Regions from separate parts of the Homo sapiens genome. Here all the other regions are linked to region 3. Evidence: chromatin loops called from intact Hi-C (ENCODE). Cell type or tissue: endothelial cell of umbilical vein. All regions are shown on one strand. Region 1 has its middle 90 kb from the start of LINC02644. Region 2 holds the start of LOC124902405 (a long non-coding RNA gene). Region 3 overlaps ZNF438 (zinc finger protein 438).

What was found. A loop is a pair of places that touch in the nucleus more often than their neighbours do. Peaks named below come from ENCODE experiments on the same cell type or tissue, not always from the same donor. Only the 100,000 strongest peaks of a DNase experiment are listed, where the experiment ranks them.
Region 1: a loop joins it to region 3, with 4 times the contacts of the local background. A loop is called at or near these places in 2 of 110 quality-filtered maps.
Region 2: a loop joins it to region 3, with 5 times the contacts of the local background. A loop is called at or near these places in 2 of 110 quality-filtered maps.

The regions. Positions count from the first base shown.
Region 1 is chr10:30,810,259-30,815,258 of GRCh38, reverse strand. No RefSeq gene overlaps it. Among named protein-coding and RNA genes, the nearest start is that of LINC02644, 90 kb to the right of the region's middle. In endothelial cell of umbilical vein, no CTCF peak of the experiment used is centred here; DNase peaks (open chromatin) are centred at 1,198, 2,778 and 3,008; H3K27ac peaks cover 3,808 bases.
Region 2 is chr10:30,817,779-30,822,778 of GRCh38, reverse strand. It overlaps LOC124902405 (a long non-coding RNA gene), which reads left to right and starts at 1,466. Exons shown (of 2, transcript XR_007062104.1): 1 at 1,466-1,529; 2 at 2,335-2,574. RefSeq lists enhancers at 4,677-4,726, 4,122-5,000. In endothelial cell of umbilical vein, no CTCF peak of the experiment used is centred here; DNase peaks (open chromatin) are centred at 1,348, 2,278 and 4,628; H3K27ac peaks cover 3,996 bases.
Region 3 is chr10:30,961,676-30,966,675 of GRCh38, reverse strand. All of the region lies in intron 2 of ZNF438 (zinc finger protein 438), which reads left to right. Among named protein-coding and RNA genes, the nearest start is that of ZNF438, 68 kb to the left of the region's middle. In endothelial cell of umbilical vein, no CTCF peak of the experiment used is centred here; a DNase peak (open chromatin) is centred at 1,955; H3K27ac peaks cover 3,101 bases.

The sequences.
Region 1 (5,000 bases), 150 kb after region 3:
CTGATTCCCCACATTCACCCAAACCCACGTATGTAGACGGCTCCCTGTGGGCCACTCTGGAGACACATGGGGAATGAAACTAAGTCCCCACTGTGCACTTGCAGGACTGTGGGATGATTCCTAAGTCTTGGCCACTGAGGTGACTCTGTAGCTCAGCCTCTGCACCAAACTCCCAGGGATGGTCCAAGTCTTAGCCAAAAACTTTCCAGAACTTTCTAGAATTTTCTAGAACTATAATTCCAGAGATGGAAGGTCTTGGTGTCTGATCATTTGGGGAACCAGCCCACAAGGAAGGTGTTTTCCCAGGTTTAGGGATTGAATCAGGCCTTCTAGTCTTTGGTCATTCCACCCTGAATGTGCCTGATCTCGTCTGAATCTGGTGCTCTAGAGCTGGGGTTTGATCAGCTGCTTGCAGAAGTCAGATTCCATGGACTTCTAGTGTTCCTCAAGATGTTCCATGAAAGTGGACTCTATTTAAGGAAGTTTGGGAAACATTGCAGACACTTATTGCCTCTGGGGGAGTTATAACCATATTATCTCATAAAAGGCTCTAAGAAATCCTATAGGAGAGAAGTTTGTTTAACACTGCATTTTCCTAACACGCTTGATCACAGAATTCTTTTCTTGCAGAACACATAGGGAGAACACAGGATTATATTCAGGACCTTCCCGTTCAATGCCCCAATATCTTGTTTTCTCTGGTCTGGTGGTGAGCTCTCACTCAATAGACCGATTTTTCATGATTGTAGTCATGGAAGCCTTCCTTACCCTTCGCTCCCATAAAAAACTTAAACACAGGGAAAAAAAATAAGTTTCTGGCCTCAATGGAAGTAAACAGCTGGAACTGATGAATTCCAGAAGCAAGTGTTCTTTTTTTTCTGCAAGAATCTATGAGAGAGAGAGAGACAGAGAGAGAGAGAGGGATTGGGGGGAGAGAACACAGAGGCTATGTAAATATAATTATTTCTAAGTAGAGTACCTTCAACATTTTCCATTAGGTAGCAGTGAGGTCACTGTAAGGCCAGCTGTCCAAATATGGGCACTGATTCCCCTGAGTCAGCAAAGCATATAAAAGAATTTCTCTTTGGGGACAGAAATTTCTTGCCACACATTAAAATAAGTACCTCCAAGTGCATGGGGTATTATATTTAGGGTTGTGGCTTTCAAACTTATTTTCAAAGCAGGATAAACCCTTTTTTCCAAGAGAGATGTGATTCAGAAACCCCATTGCACAGCCCCCCAGGCCAGCACCTGAGTCATCTTCAGGAAACCCAGGAATCTAGTCAGGAAACCTGTGGTCTAGGGCCCTGCTACTCAAAGTCTGGTCCACAGACCAGAAACTTCTGCATCACCCTGGTTAGCCATACAGAGCCTCAGCCCCACCCGGACCTGCTGAATCTGAATCTGCATTCCCACACCATTTCTAGGGGATTTGCATGTACATTAAAATTTAAGAAGCAGGTCTAGGGGATTTACTTCTGAATATTTCTTCTGCCATTGGCTCATCCTAAGTACTTGGATGAAGCTTCTTGAAAATTAGTCTGAAAATGTTAGGCTTCCAACCCATCTATGCCTCTAAGTAGGGTAATCCAGGATCGTCGTGTCATTGGCTCAGTGCTTCTCGCCTCTAAAATCTAATCCTTCCCTCTCCCTTCACAGACACAGTGGGAGAAGAAGCAAGGTGTGTTTGGGACGAGGCAGAGAGTAAAGCCAAGACTGTGAGCAGAGGCCCTGAGTTTGAGCCTCAACATTCCTGCCTCTCCTCTGCTGACCTTGCACAGGCTAACTAAAGTATCTGCCAGTTTATCCTCATAGGTCTACAGGGGTGGGAGATGACCATGATGATGATGGTGGTGGTGGTGATGATGATGATGATGATGATAGTGGTGGTGGTGGTGGCGATTATGGTACCAGTACCCATTAAATGCCTGGATGGGCCAGAAGCACTTAGAATCACAAGGTACCTGGTAAGAGCTTTTATTCCCGAGTCAGTGGGAGCTAGCTTCATCCAAGGGCTTCACTTCAAGGAATGCACAAAGGAAAATCTGGGTCTATCAAACAGATAAAATAGGAGTAATAGAGAGTCACCATAGGTGATTTGCAAATAATCCCACACTTAAAGTGTGATGGAAAGAAAGAATGCAACTTAAACTTTCTGATTTACATTGTCACGTTTTTTAGACTTAGAAAAATCTGTTTCTGCTTGGGCTGCTCTACTGATGAGCTCCACGACCCTGGACAAGTCCTTCAGAGCTTTGATCGCACTTTCCTCATCCAGGGTCGGGTAGGAATCCTGCCCTGTCTAGCTTGTGGGAATCTAGGAGGAGGGCCAAGGGAGAGAGTGGGTATGCAAGGGCTGGAAGTTTCTGAAGCTCACATTAGAAGTGAATAGAAGCGCAACCGGTGCCCTAGCCTTCCAGTCTCTGATTCAGCCTCTGCAGAACCGGAGAATGAGAACGTGCAGAGGTCCTTTCCTGCTGGGGCAGGGCAGTGGCAAGAAAGAAAGAGCTCAAAATAGGAACGTGCTCTCTGAAGAGCACAGTGCAGGCAGGAAGTCTTATCCTGCCAGTGTTTCTCCCACGAACACATTCTCTTTATTCTATGAGACACCAGCATAAGGTCACCTGCACGCTGAAACAAAAGGAACCCCCCCCGCCCATTGGAGCTGAGGCTGGGGAAGCAGCCAGGCCAGGGCATAGAGGGGTCCCTGGGGAGGCGGTTGTTGCCAACACTGAGCCAGGCGTCCTGTTGGGGCTGGGTGTATGCATGGGCCACCCTGTGCTGACCCCAGGGATCCCGTGTGCCAGCTCCAAAGGCAGCCCCTCAGCAGGGGCAGTTGGGGACGGTGCTGGCAAGCAGAAAGCTTTCTTCCATGGTGCTCTGAGCCTCTGCAGCCTCTCTGGTTTCTTGGCACCATAAACTGCTTGATCTCCGTCCAGTGATTTGCTCCTATAAACAACAGAGAAGAAGAAAAAAAATAGAAAAGTTGTGAAAAACAGATACAGGGAATTAGGTCACCCTAGAAATTCTAAAACATCAGCAAAGCTCTTGTTTAACATGATTCATTCAGCGACCTCTGACCACAGCCAGGCCTTGAATGTGGAGGCAGAATGTAACAGTGGAGACTGAATGGAGCAGACGGGAAGAAGGTTAAGGTGATCCTTGGCTCGGAGGTGGGGGAAGTGCTGCCGACAGCTTTTGTTCTGATGCATGGGTCTGCTGGAACCGGGGAGCAGAAGGTGGGGGGTGCTGGACGTTCTTTTGGATCCTGATGTAGTAACTGATGCAGGCTGGACCTCTTCATGCAATTCAGCGTCAAGCTCTCCAACTTACAGAGCACCAAGCCAAGATGTTTGCATGGGAACACACGCCACCCCCATCTTTGCGAACTTCATCATTGCACTTCCGTTTCCTTGATCTTGATGCCAATGTGGTGTTTACCGGAGACCAAGTAGTCGCCGGAGATTTATGCGGCAAGAACACCTCCACTGATGAAAGCAAGCCTTCCGCTTGGCTGCAGCCTGGAAGCCACTTAGAAGACTATTTATTCTCTATGCGTCTCTCCATAGACAATCACCCATCGTGGGGAGCACATTTACACCTTAGTCAATGGAATGCATTTTAATTGCGTTAATAAGAATTGAGATAGGACTAAAGACAAAAGGCTCACTCTGTACAAAATTAAAGACTGTTGCTTGTGCTCAAGATCCTGTGGCTAGAGGAGCTTAGACAACAGGACTGCCTGTCTCCTGGGAGCCAAAAGCAGCAAGGAAAGGGATCTTGTTTGCCTTGAGAGAAAATGCAGCTAGCGGCCTGTTGCCTGGCTGCTGAGGGTCTGGAAGGGGAGGGGGCTTATTGGTGGAAGTTAGATTTAACCTAAAGGGAAACGAAGGAAAAAAGAGTTGTAATGTTGTAGAATGGGCGCTCATCTTAAGATTAGCTTGTAGGCAAGCTATTTAACCATTCTATTTCCTCTTCTGTAAAATGGGTATAATGATATTTATCTACTAACATGAGGAAGGTGAAGTAAGAGAAGGGATGGAAATGCGTAATAGATCCATAAAGTAGAACATACAGATGATCCCCTTCTTCAGCGTCTACCGCATATCCTGCACTAGCTCCAAGATGGGCTCTATGCTCATGATTTTACAGCTCTTGCCTCTTTGCATGTTTACAGCAATGCTGAAAGGAAGGCAGGAATTGTCATCCGCATTTTGCAGATGAGGAAAGCAGGCAATTTAATTTCACATGCCCAGGGGCCCATGGCTGGTACATGAGAAGCTGAGCTTTGAATGTGGAGCTGCCTGGCTGCATTCTTCGCTTTAGGGAAGGATGGGTTCATTCTGTGCTTTTCTAGTGACTGTTGGGGATACTTGCCCACGTGCCACAGAAACAGTAGCAGAGTCTACGGAATGCTGTCCTCTTCTGCATAGCTCTTTGCCCTGCCTCCAGTGCCCTCCACCTGTGAGTGGTCAGAGGCTCTCATGTTGCTCCCTGTGCTAGCCCCCAGCCAGAGCAATGAGCTTGACTTGAAAAAGCCCTTCAAGAGCCGCCATTCCTGGCTCGGCTAGACTTCAGATGGGACCAGGGAGCTCAGACTTGGAAGGGCACTTCACTTGGTCCCTGCACAACCTTCCCCTGGCACAGAGCCAGCTTCCCTGGGGGGTCTGCATTTCCAGAGAGGAGATCGCAAGCCTCCCTCACATCCATTCCAGGGTCACTCACTCCCTTGGGCACAGTGACGATTCTTTAGTCATTCCCAAAAAGGTACTTAGCTTGAAGACAGCCTCGTCCCCATTTTCCATGTAAGGAGATGAGAAAGCCACCTCCATCCAGGCCCCTTTAAGCGAAACCTCCCTTTCCCTGTCTGTGGAGTTTAGGGGACCAAATTCTCCAAGAACAACCTCTGCAGCGGGAACATGAGGATGGCCTCCTGCATCCAGGGCTCCTCTTCTTGCCCTGTTTACCACCAGGCCTAGTCTCCATCCCTACCAGCCATG
Region 2 (5,000 bases), 140 kb after region 3:
GAGAGTGCCTGTGACATGATGAGGTTGAGGTGCCTGTGGTCATCTGGGTGGAGAGATCATCTTTTTCCTTTGTGTTCTCTTTCCTTCCAGTACCCATCTGTCACCCTGTTGTCAATGCCACCCTTGGAGGGATTCAGAAGGGGCGATGGGTGTTCAGAGTGAGGGGGACACCATTCTCTGGCTTGGTATGGATGCCGCGGGCTCATCCCAGGACCCTCCTAGTGTGATGAGCGCCGCGGCCCCTTCTGCCCCCACTGTTTGCTCCTCCTGCCCCTGAGAAGCCCTGCACCCACACTGGCCAGCCCTGAGAGGCCAGCAGGACCAGAGGGTGGCTAAGGAGTCCCGCAGAGCAGGGAGGATGGCACAGAGGCCGCAGCAGATGGCCACAGTGGCACCCAACATGGGTTTATTTAAAAACGTGAATTGTTCCAAGGATGGGGCTTTATACCTTCAGCAGGGAGGGCACTGGAGCAGTTTATGGGCTGTGTCATTGTGCATGCATGATCTCCATAGAGATTTGCTTTTGTGTTCTGTTGAAACACGCACCGCTCTAGCTTCTGCATTAGGCCTGCTCCTCTGGAGGGAGACAGAACTCCTCCTGAGGAAGCCTGTGCTGCCACTGGGCAGGGACAGGGGAAAGAGCTCAGGGGATAGAACTGAAATAACCCGCGCCACCTCGAAGCTCAGCCATGGATTGCAGAGGGCGGGAGTGGCTCCTTCCCTCCCAGCCGACGCCTCTGACTCCCTCCTCTCTCCTCACCTGCTCCCCTCTCTCCTGGCCCCCTCTCTGAATCCCTCTTCCTCCTTCCCCTGTGGCTACCCATCTCTTCTCTTCTCTCCCTCAATCTTCTTTAGAGAATTTCTGACACGGAAAGTTGCTGGGGGTGACACCTCTCATGCACACTCCATTTCCTCATCTCAAAAGAAAGCCCTTGGACTAGATGATTTCTAAATTCCTCCCCAATTCCATCACCCAGCCCCTGCTGGAGCCCCGCCCCATCACTGGCCCCTAGCTCGAAAATTATGTTTTACAAGTGCTGTCCCCCAATAATTCTAGATTCGCAGTAAATCCCTAGTCCCCCTAAAATATCTAGAAAAGTTTCTTCAGCTTTTTGTTAGGAAAACTTTACTGCCATAGGCACACAATTTACTTGCTTGTCATTTTTCTTTCCTGGCTAGGCAAGAGCCAAGGAGGTAGCACTTTTCTTCTGCTTCACTCCTAGGTACCCACGTCACTCGTAACACTCCCAGAAAGTACCCAAGTCACTGGTAGCACTGAACACAAAGCCACCAATGCACAGAGGAACCTTATCTTGACTGGGGTCGCCTTATCTCTGGCCACACACTAAATGCTGTGTTGTGATCTTGCTTCTGAACTTGCCTGAACTTGAGAGACTCAAAAGGAAGCTATTTCTTTAATCTGTCACAAGCAAAAGGCATTTCACTCCGGTCGTTCTTTAGTGACATTGCTGTCGAAGGTCTCTTAGGAGAGAGACTTCCAACAGGAGTTAAGAAGCCACACTAGCAAGGTTAGTTCCAGGCCTTTTGCTTTGAAAGTGTCATGGGCTGGGCATGGTGGCTCACATCTGTAAACCCAGTGCTTTAGGAGGCTGAGACATGGGAGGATCACTTGAGCCCAGGAGTTCGAGACCAGCCTGGGCAATATAATGAGACCCCCATCTCTACAAAAAATTTTAAAAACTAGCCAGATGTAGTGGTGCACACCCATAGTCTCTGCTACTCAGGAGGCTGAGGTGGGGAAATCACTTGAGACCAGGAGTTCGAGGCTGCAGTGAGCTGTGATCACGCCACGGCACTACAGCCTAGGCAACAGAGTGAAATGCTGTCTCTATAAAAATAAAAAATAGAAATAAAGAAGATTCCCCAGGAGGAAGCAGATGCTAACATGGGATTCCTTCTGAAATTCTCCAGGAGCTAGTGAATGATAAACACAGCTATAGCAAGGAGTTGTTAGAGGGAGGGCTTTATCAGTCACACACGTTATCGGATTGAACATTTCTACTCTGGCCTGTTAGAGTCTGTTCCTAAAAAATACCTCAAAATATATTAAGAGAGGAATGTCTCTGAATAAAAAGTTCAATCCAAAATTGCATTTAATCAAACGCAGTCACTTTCGAGGCTGGAGGTTGAAGGCATACCCAGAGAAGGGGGAAATGGGAAAAGTGAACTCAGTTGGCAGGAACAAACCATGACTAAATCCATCTCATTTCAGTAAAAACAGGCATGAGAGCGAAAGCAAGTTTTAAAACCGAATTTTCCCAGCATGACTCAGGGATTGTCTTTCTTATGCCAGTTTTCAATTTGTTTTTACAGATGGAGGAATGGGGGCTCACAGCCTTATCTAATCTCCAAATGAAGAATGGGCCCATCTGACATATCCTATGAGCACAAAGCTTAGGGGACTCTTCACCGAAACCTAGACAAATATTTGAATGCATTTTTTTTTTTTTTTTTTGGAAAGGGAGATAACGTCCAATGGGTCTGTTTTATAATGCATTTGTGTAAGGGGAACGGGAGGAAATGAGATTTAAAAATAAAACTGTTTACTTCAGAGGCTTGGGTTATAAAAGCATAGGTTTCTCTTTCAGGACTCTCTGAAGTTGGAAAGTATGAATTACATATACTCATTAAAATGTTTTATGTTAAATTCAAAGAGTAAAATTAGAAGCCATGTTAATGATTCAACCATGCAACAACTGGTCAACAGATGTTGGAACCTTATGGTTAAAAGATTACATGGTTTGAGCTGACAATTTACTGTATGTGTCCCTGGCAGAGACGAGGTATAACAAACATATTATCAGACACAGAAAGTATGCAGCCCCAGAAAGAGGGGACGTGCAAATCGGACTGCCTTCGATGCTTTCAAAGCAGCACATTTTCCCCCTAAACTGATATTGCAGAGAGCTGGGGTTTTTTTTCTTTCCTTAAGAATGAAGAGTTAATCTTATCTAAATTCACAGAGCCAGAAACCTGTCATATTAAATCCCAGGGAAGCCCAACATTCTTTCCAACTTGCTTGCTTGAAATGTAGTTGAGTTTTCCAGTGATCTGCTGGCTAACTAGCGTCATGCAAAATGGAGCCGTTCCTTACGGCTTTGCAGGTCTCTGGGATTCCAAGCTGGGGACTTCTCTCATTTTGGGGAAAAAGCCTGGGACCATGAAGGGAGGAAACTGGAGAGAAAGGCCAGGATGGACTCTGGGCGGCTGGGCAGAGACTGTGTGCAGGTTCGTACAGCTCCGGGCGGTTACAGTTCTGGTCCCCGGCAATGCCAAGCACCCTGTGGAAAAGTGGCCCAGGCTTCAAGCTTCAGAATCGGACTCCTACCCCTTAAAGCTGCAAGCTAGCAGAAAAAAAGAGAGCTGCAAGGGAGCTGTGAAGGGGAAGGGGTCTCCTCCGGAGGGAGAGACGACTGGGATAGCCTGTTTGGGACTGAGTGTGGGGAAATGTGACAAATTCAGCCTTTTCATCGTGCGCCCTGAGCCGAGCAGAAGCGGGGCGGTAGGAGATGATTCCGCTTGCTCCGAGTTTCCAAGCTCCTTGCTCCTTTCCAAATTGCTTGCGGCAATGTAATTCTTTCCTTCGGGGACAGGCAGAGCTCCACTGTTTTTCTGGTTTCCAGGGTGTGCCCATGAGTTACCCAGAGTGGGTGGAGCGGTGGGGCCACTCTGGAATAGCCTTGCGGCAGACGCGGCTGACTGCCCTCGAACAGAACTGGCGGATCCCAAGAAACCAACCACGCGGCAAGATTTGGGGAGCCCACAGCTTCTACTCAGACACCCCTGCAGAGTGTTTGCTCATTGCTAAAAACGTGCAGGCGTCGTAGGGAGTGTCCCCAGAGGCCATTGCCTAGCTTGCCTGCAAGCCCTTAGTGAGCACCTGCCCTGTGCGAGGTTCCGAGCTCCACTCACGCAGGTCCTGCCCTCAGGAGCTCACTGTATTGCAGAGACACAAGAGGACACCAGGGTGGCTGTCTGTTCTGTGCTGGGGGAGGCCAAGGGACTCCTCACCTGCCCATCTCTCAGGAGTTTCCAACCTTTCCCCGCCAGTCCAGTCTGTGACTGGCAAGTTACCAACTGCCCCTCTTCCTTGAAAACAGCCACCTTCCTAGGTGGGTCCTGGGTCTCTGAGCTTTCCTGAGATCTAGAGAGAGGAGGAAAAAGTGTCTCTGTCACAGCTGGGGCTTCCCTAGCTGACCCTCCTCCCCCGCCACCTCTGGAGCTGAGGTTAGCAAAGCCGTGCCTACATCAGCTGAGCTGGGGAGTTTGCCGGATGAGCAGGCCTGGTGGGGCAGTGACGTTTGAACATGTCAGGTGGACAGTTGTATGTCAGGAGGTGAGAGGAGAGGGGTTGGCTGGAGAGAGCAGGTTGGATTCACCAGCACTTGGAGCACCCAGAGGGAAGGGGACCCGCCAGAGAGGGCGAGGCCAGAGGAGGCCAGACGAGCCCGAGGGCAGTGAGGTCAGCCCCTCCACCCGCCAGCCTGCAGGGATGCCTCTGGGTCAAGGCTGCATGAGCAGGGTCCTGCTTGGCCACTTATCAGCCCCTACAGCCTTAGAAGCCAAGCCCCAGCCCACTTCCTCCTGTCGACAGCACTGGCTCCAGGCCAGTAGCTGTAGTCATGGCCTGTTGACCAAGGGCTACACGGGCCAGTGGCAGGAAGCTGCTGGTAACTCAATGAACAGACACGAGAGCTTGCAGAGTGGACTCCACAGCCTGCCTTGATTTCAGGTCCAAAGGACAGGTCCAAAACTGCACAGTACTGCAGTTCTGCACAAAATGGGTCCCTCTGCACCGTGGTTGGGTTGACTTTGAGGAGTGAGTTGAACCAGCTTCCCTCCAATACCCCAGTACCATGCATGGGGTTCCCTGGCAGCTCACGGGACAGAGCTTTGGACTGGTTCTCTCTCCAGCATCTAACCCTAGGATGAAGGTTGAAGAAGGGATTTCTCAACTCCTGAGCTCCCTTCTCCCTCTC
Region 3 (5,000 bases):
TTTTTTGAGATGGAGTCTTGCTCTGTTGCCCAGGCTGGAGTGCAGTGGCGCAATCTCAGCTCACTGCAAACTCCACTTCCCAGGTTCAAGCGATTCTGCTGCCTCAGCCTCCCGAGTAGCTGAGACTACAGGTGCGTGCCACCACACCTGGCTAATTTTTTGTATTTTTAGTGGAGACAGGGTTTCACCGTGTTAGCCAGGATGGTCTTGAGCCCCTGATCTCATGATCCACCCGCCTCGGCCTTCTAAAGTGCTGGGATTACAAGCATGAGCCACCACGCCCGGCCCCTTGATTCTTTTTAACAGCAAAAGTTTGCCTATTTAAAATCATTTTTTTCTTTTTTTTGAAACAGGAGCTCACTCTGTCACCCAGACTGTAGTACAGTGGCATGATCATAGCTCACTGTAGCCTCAAACTCCTGGGCTCAAGTGCTCCTCCCACCTCAGCCTCCTAAGTACCTGAGATTACAGGCAAATGCCACCAAGCCCTACTTATTTTTTCATTTTGTAGAGACAGGGTCTCGCTATATTGCTCAGGCTTGTCTAGAACTCCTGTTCTCAAGTGATCCTCCCACCTTGGCCTCCAAAGTGCTGGGTAATTTTAGGCAGTGGGTTTTCAATAATGGTTTGTTGAATGAATGAATGAGACTGCCAGATTACTTTTGTAGATTCTATTTTTTTTACAGTATTGCTAATAGTAAAGAGTGATGCATTTAGTACGTACATCTTTGTATTTTTAAAAATCATTTCAACTTTTATTTTAGATTCAGGGGTTACATGTGCCACAAGATTTGTTACATGAGTATATTGTGTGATGCTAAGGTTTGGGTTATGGATGATCCTGTCACCTAGGTACTGAGCATAGTACCCAATAGTTAACTTTTTCAACTCTTGCCTCCCTCCTCCCTCTCTCCTTCCTCTAGTAGTCCCCGGTGTCTATTGCTGCCATCTTTGTGTTCATGTGTACGTAATGTTTCACTCCCACTTATAAGTGAGGACATGCAGTACTTAATTTTCTGTTCCTAAGTTAATTCACTTAGGATAATGGCCTCCAGCTGCATCCATGTTGCTGCCAAGGACATGATTTTATTTTTTTATGGCTACATAGTATTCCATGATGTATATATACCACGTTTTCTTTGATGGACACCTTGGTTGATTCCATGTCTTTGCTATTGTACATAGTGCTGTCATGAACATAGGAGTTCATGTGTCTTGTTTGTAGAACGATTTATTTTCCTTTAGGAAATGGGATTGCTGGTTGGATGGTAGTTCTGTTTTTAAGTTCTTTGAGAACTCTCCAAACTGCTGTCCACAGTGGCTGAGCTAATTTACATTCCCACCAGCAGTGTATAAGAATTGCCTTTTCTCTGCAGCCTCACCAGCATATTATTTTTCGACTTTTTAATAATAGCTCTTCTCACTGGCATGAGATGGTATCTCATTTTGGTTTTGATTTGCATTTCTCCGATGATCAGTGATGTTAAACATTTTTTCATATGTTTGTTGGCTGTTTTTATGTATTCTTTTGAGAAGTGTTTGTTTATGTCCTTTGCCCACTTTTTAATGAGGTTATTTGCTTGTTGAATTGCTTAAGTTCCTTATGGATTCTGGATATTAGACCTTTGTTGGATGCATAGTTTTTGAATATTTTCTCCCATTCTGTAAGGTCTGTTTATGCTGTTGATAGTTCTTTTGCTGTGCAAAAGCTCTTTAGTTTAATTAGGCCTCACTTGTCAATTTTTTTGTTGCAATTGAGGTCTTAGCTACAAATTCCTTGCCAAGGCCAGTGTCCAGAATGGTATTTCCTAGGTTTTTTTCTCGGATTTTTATAGTTTGAGGTCATTGTTCCATATGCATATGACTGTGTGCATGTCTACATCCTTCCTGTTAATCTGTAATGGTAGGTCCTGTTCAGAGTCCTTTTGTCATTGAACAGTTAATTTCCTCACAACATTCTGTGCCCAAGTCCTTAGGTGATCTATACTTGGCTGACCTATCCGTGACACTGCTTGGTCATAGAAAAAAAGATTTCATTTAGTTATCGATTAAAGATAATCTGTTAACATTTCCTGAACACTTATATTTTCCCCCAGGAAAATACTAATGTCCGTCAGTCAACAAATACTTGCAGAATGCTAGTGTAAACAGCATTGTGCCTGGTATTGTGGACTCTCCAGAGATGTGCATCACCTTGTTCCTGCCATCTGAAGTGTCCTAGACTTCTCAACGAAGAGGATATGGACACTAATCAAGTTAAACAGCAACCTAAAGTATGTTAAATATAGTTATGAGCTAAGTGAGAGGCATGGACAAGAATCAGGTAGCTTTGAGGAAGGAGAAATCATTTTTACTTGAATTAGAGAGTGATCAAAGATTTAATGGAAGCTTGAATAGGGCATTAAACAAATAGTTGGGGTTTGAGTATAAAAGAGTAAGGCTATCTGACATTTATAAGTAAGGGTGACAGTTATCACACTTCCTGTGCCGAGCAGCAATGAAGAAACAACTAAAAAAGAGAATGCTTGAAGTGTGTGGTGGAAACTTTTCTTCATCAGTGACTTATTTGTTCCTTATTTTCTCCTAAAGTAGAATTTCAGAAAAGCTTCCACCTAGGACATGCAGCAGCTATTTCAGCTACTATAAGGATCACTTTAGTAGGAAATCCTCCCAGACTTTTCACCCAAGTAAAATTTCAGCAGGAAGACAGGAATAAGATACACTGAAAAGTTATTGTTCATGACTACAGTTTGATAATAAAAGCTTGATTCAATCTCATTGGCAAAAAAAATTTTTTTTTTTTTGAGATGGAGTCTCACTATGTCACCCAGGCTGGAGTGCAGTGCTGCAATCTGCAACCTCTGCTGCCCAGATTCAAGGGATTCTTCTGCCTCAGCCTCCCGATTAGCTGGGATTACAGGCGCCTGCCACCGTACCCGGCTAATTTTTGTAGTTTTTAGTAGAGACGGAGTTTCACCATCTTGGCCGGGCTGGTCTTAAACTCCTGAACTCCTGACCTTGTGATCCACTCGCCTTGGCCTCCCAAAGTGCTGGGATTACAGGCGTGAGCCACAGGGCCTGGCCTCATTGGCATATATACTAGTGCTCACTGCTGAGTTATATCTTGATTTGAATCCTAACATATAAGGAGATATTTCCAAGTTCACTATTTTTTTACACGTAGATAGGTGGCTATCGATATTTGTCACTATAGATAAATATCATAATTTGATAGGAGTTTCTATTAACCTCTTAAAGTTTCTTTTTTTTTTTTTTTTTTTTTGAGATGGAGTTTCACTCTTGTCGCCCAGGCTGGAGTGCAGTATCACGATCTCGGCTCACTTCAACTTCCACCTCCTGGGTTCAAGCAATTCTCCTGCCTCAGCCTCCTGAGTAGCTGGGATTACAGATGCCCGCCACCATGCCCAGCTAATTTTTGTATTTTTGGTAGAGACAGGGTTTCACTCTGTTGGCCAGGCTGGTCTCAAACTCCTGACTTCAGGTGATCTGCCCACCTTGGCCTCCCAAAGTGCTTACAGGTGTGAGCCACTGTGCCCGGCCAACCTCTTAAAGTTTCTTTCACAATAAAGCATGTACTAATATTACAAACTATTTTAGTCCTATTTTTTGTTTTGTAAAGGAGATTTTAAAATGAATATAATTTATATTGAGACCCTTTGATTATATTTACTTATTAAAAGCAAACCCATTAGTGCATTTTAGAGTCAAACATCTACTTGTATTATTTTATTATATAGCTAAAGGAAAAATAATGCCACACAGAAACGAAACCAGTTTTTCCAAAACAGTAAAGATGGAATCTTGAGACAGTCTGCTCACTTTAATTTTTATTTTATATTTTAGTCTTCTGGCCAGTAGCAAATTGATGTGACCTTGTGCATGTTTCTCTGAATATCCACAGTTGTTCAGCTGTATGAATTGCTGCCAGTGTGACAATGAGCCGGAAGCTATATCCAACTTGCTTCTCACACTGTATTTTTGTAAAGACCTAGATTCTTTCAAGATATTACTAAGTGATCCGTGATTAAAGGTTTTGGTGGTTTGCTAATTTTAGGAAAAGTGGGAGCAATCACAATGTATATTACGTAGTGTATATTGGTATTTTATTTAACCCAGTGTTTCCCAAATGTATTTGAACTTGGGAACACCCACCCCCTGTCTTTCTTCCTTCCAAATTCCTTCCTTTCTTACTTTATTTTTAAAGAACACTTACTAAAATCTCTTATAGAACAAGTTTCAGGAATGTGCACTATGAAACTTTCATACACACATGCACGTTATTTAGATGTGTTGCTTATGTCTTTTTCTATTAATCTCCAACTTTTCTGGGGCATAGGTTGGGAGGAAGAAGGAAAGTGAGTAACTTACAAGTTTTACTAGTTATTCTGATGTCAAGTTTAGTGGGAAAGAGGCTGAAGCTTATATCTAAAATAAGGTTTGAGATTGATCTGAGTATTTTAAGAGTTCTTACTATCTGTATCTTCTATAGTTTGTTGCTCTGTACAAGCAGGAGTTGACAGAGCATAACAGAAGTTACCTTTATGGGAAAGAGTAAGGTGGGTTGGAGGTGAAATAAGACTTTTCGCTTTTGTAACCTTAAGAAGAAAAAGCAAATTAAAAGACCTAAACTGATGGAGAGAACCAGTACTTTACAACAGAATTTCTTATTTCAAGCTTTTGTAAGTACTAGCCTCTCTGGTAGTTTTAAACGCATTTTGTTTAGAAAGTACCAAAATTTGTAAAACTTTTTTTTTTTTTTTTTCTTTTGGGATGGAGTCTCACTCTGTCACCCAGGCTGGAGAGCAGTGGTGCAATCTCGGCCCACTGCAACCTCCACCTCCCGGGTTCAAGCGATTCTGCTGCCTCAGCCTCCTGAGTAGCTAGGATCACAGGCGCACGCCACCACACCCGGCCAATCTCTTGTATTTTTAATAGAGACGGGGTTTCACCATGTTGGCCAGGCTGGTCTCGAACTCCTG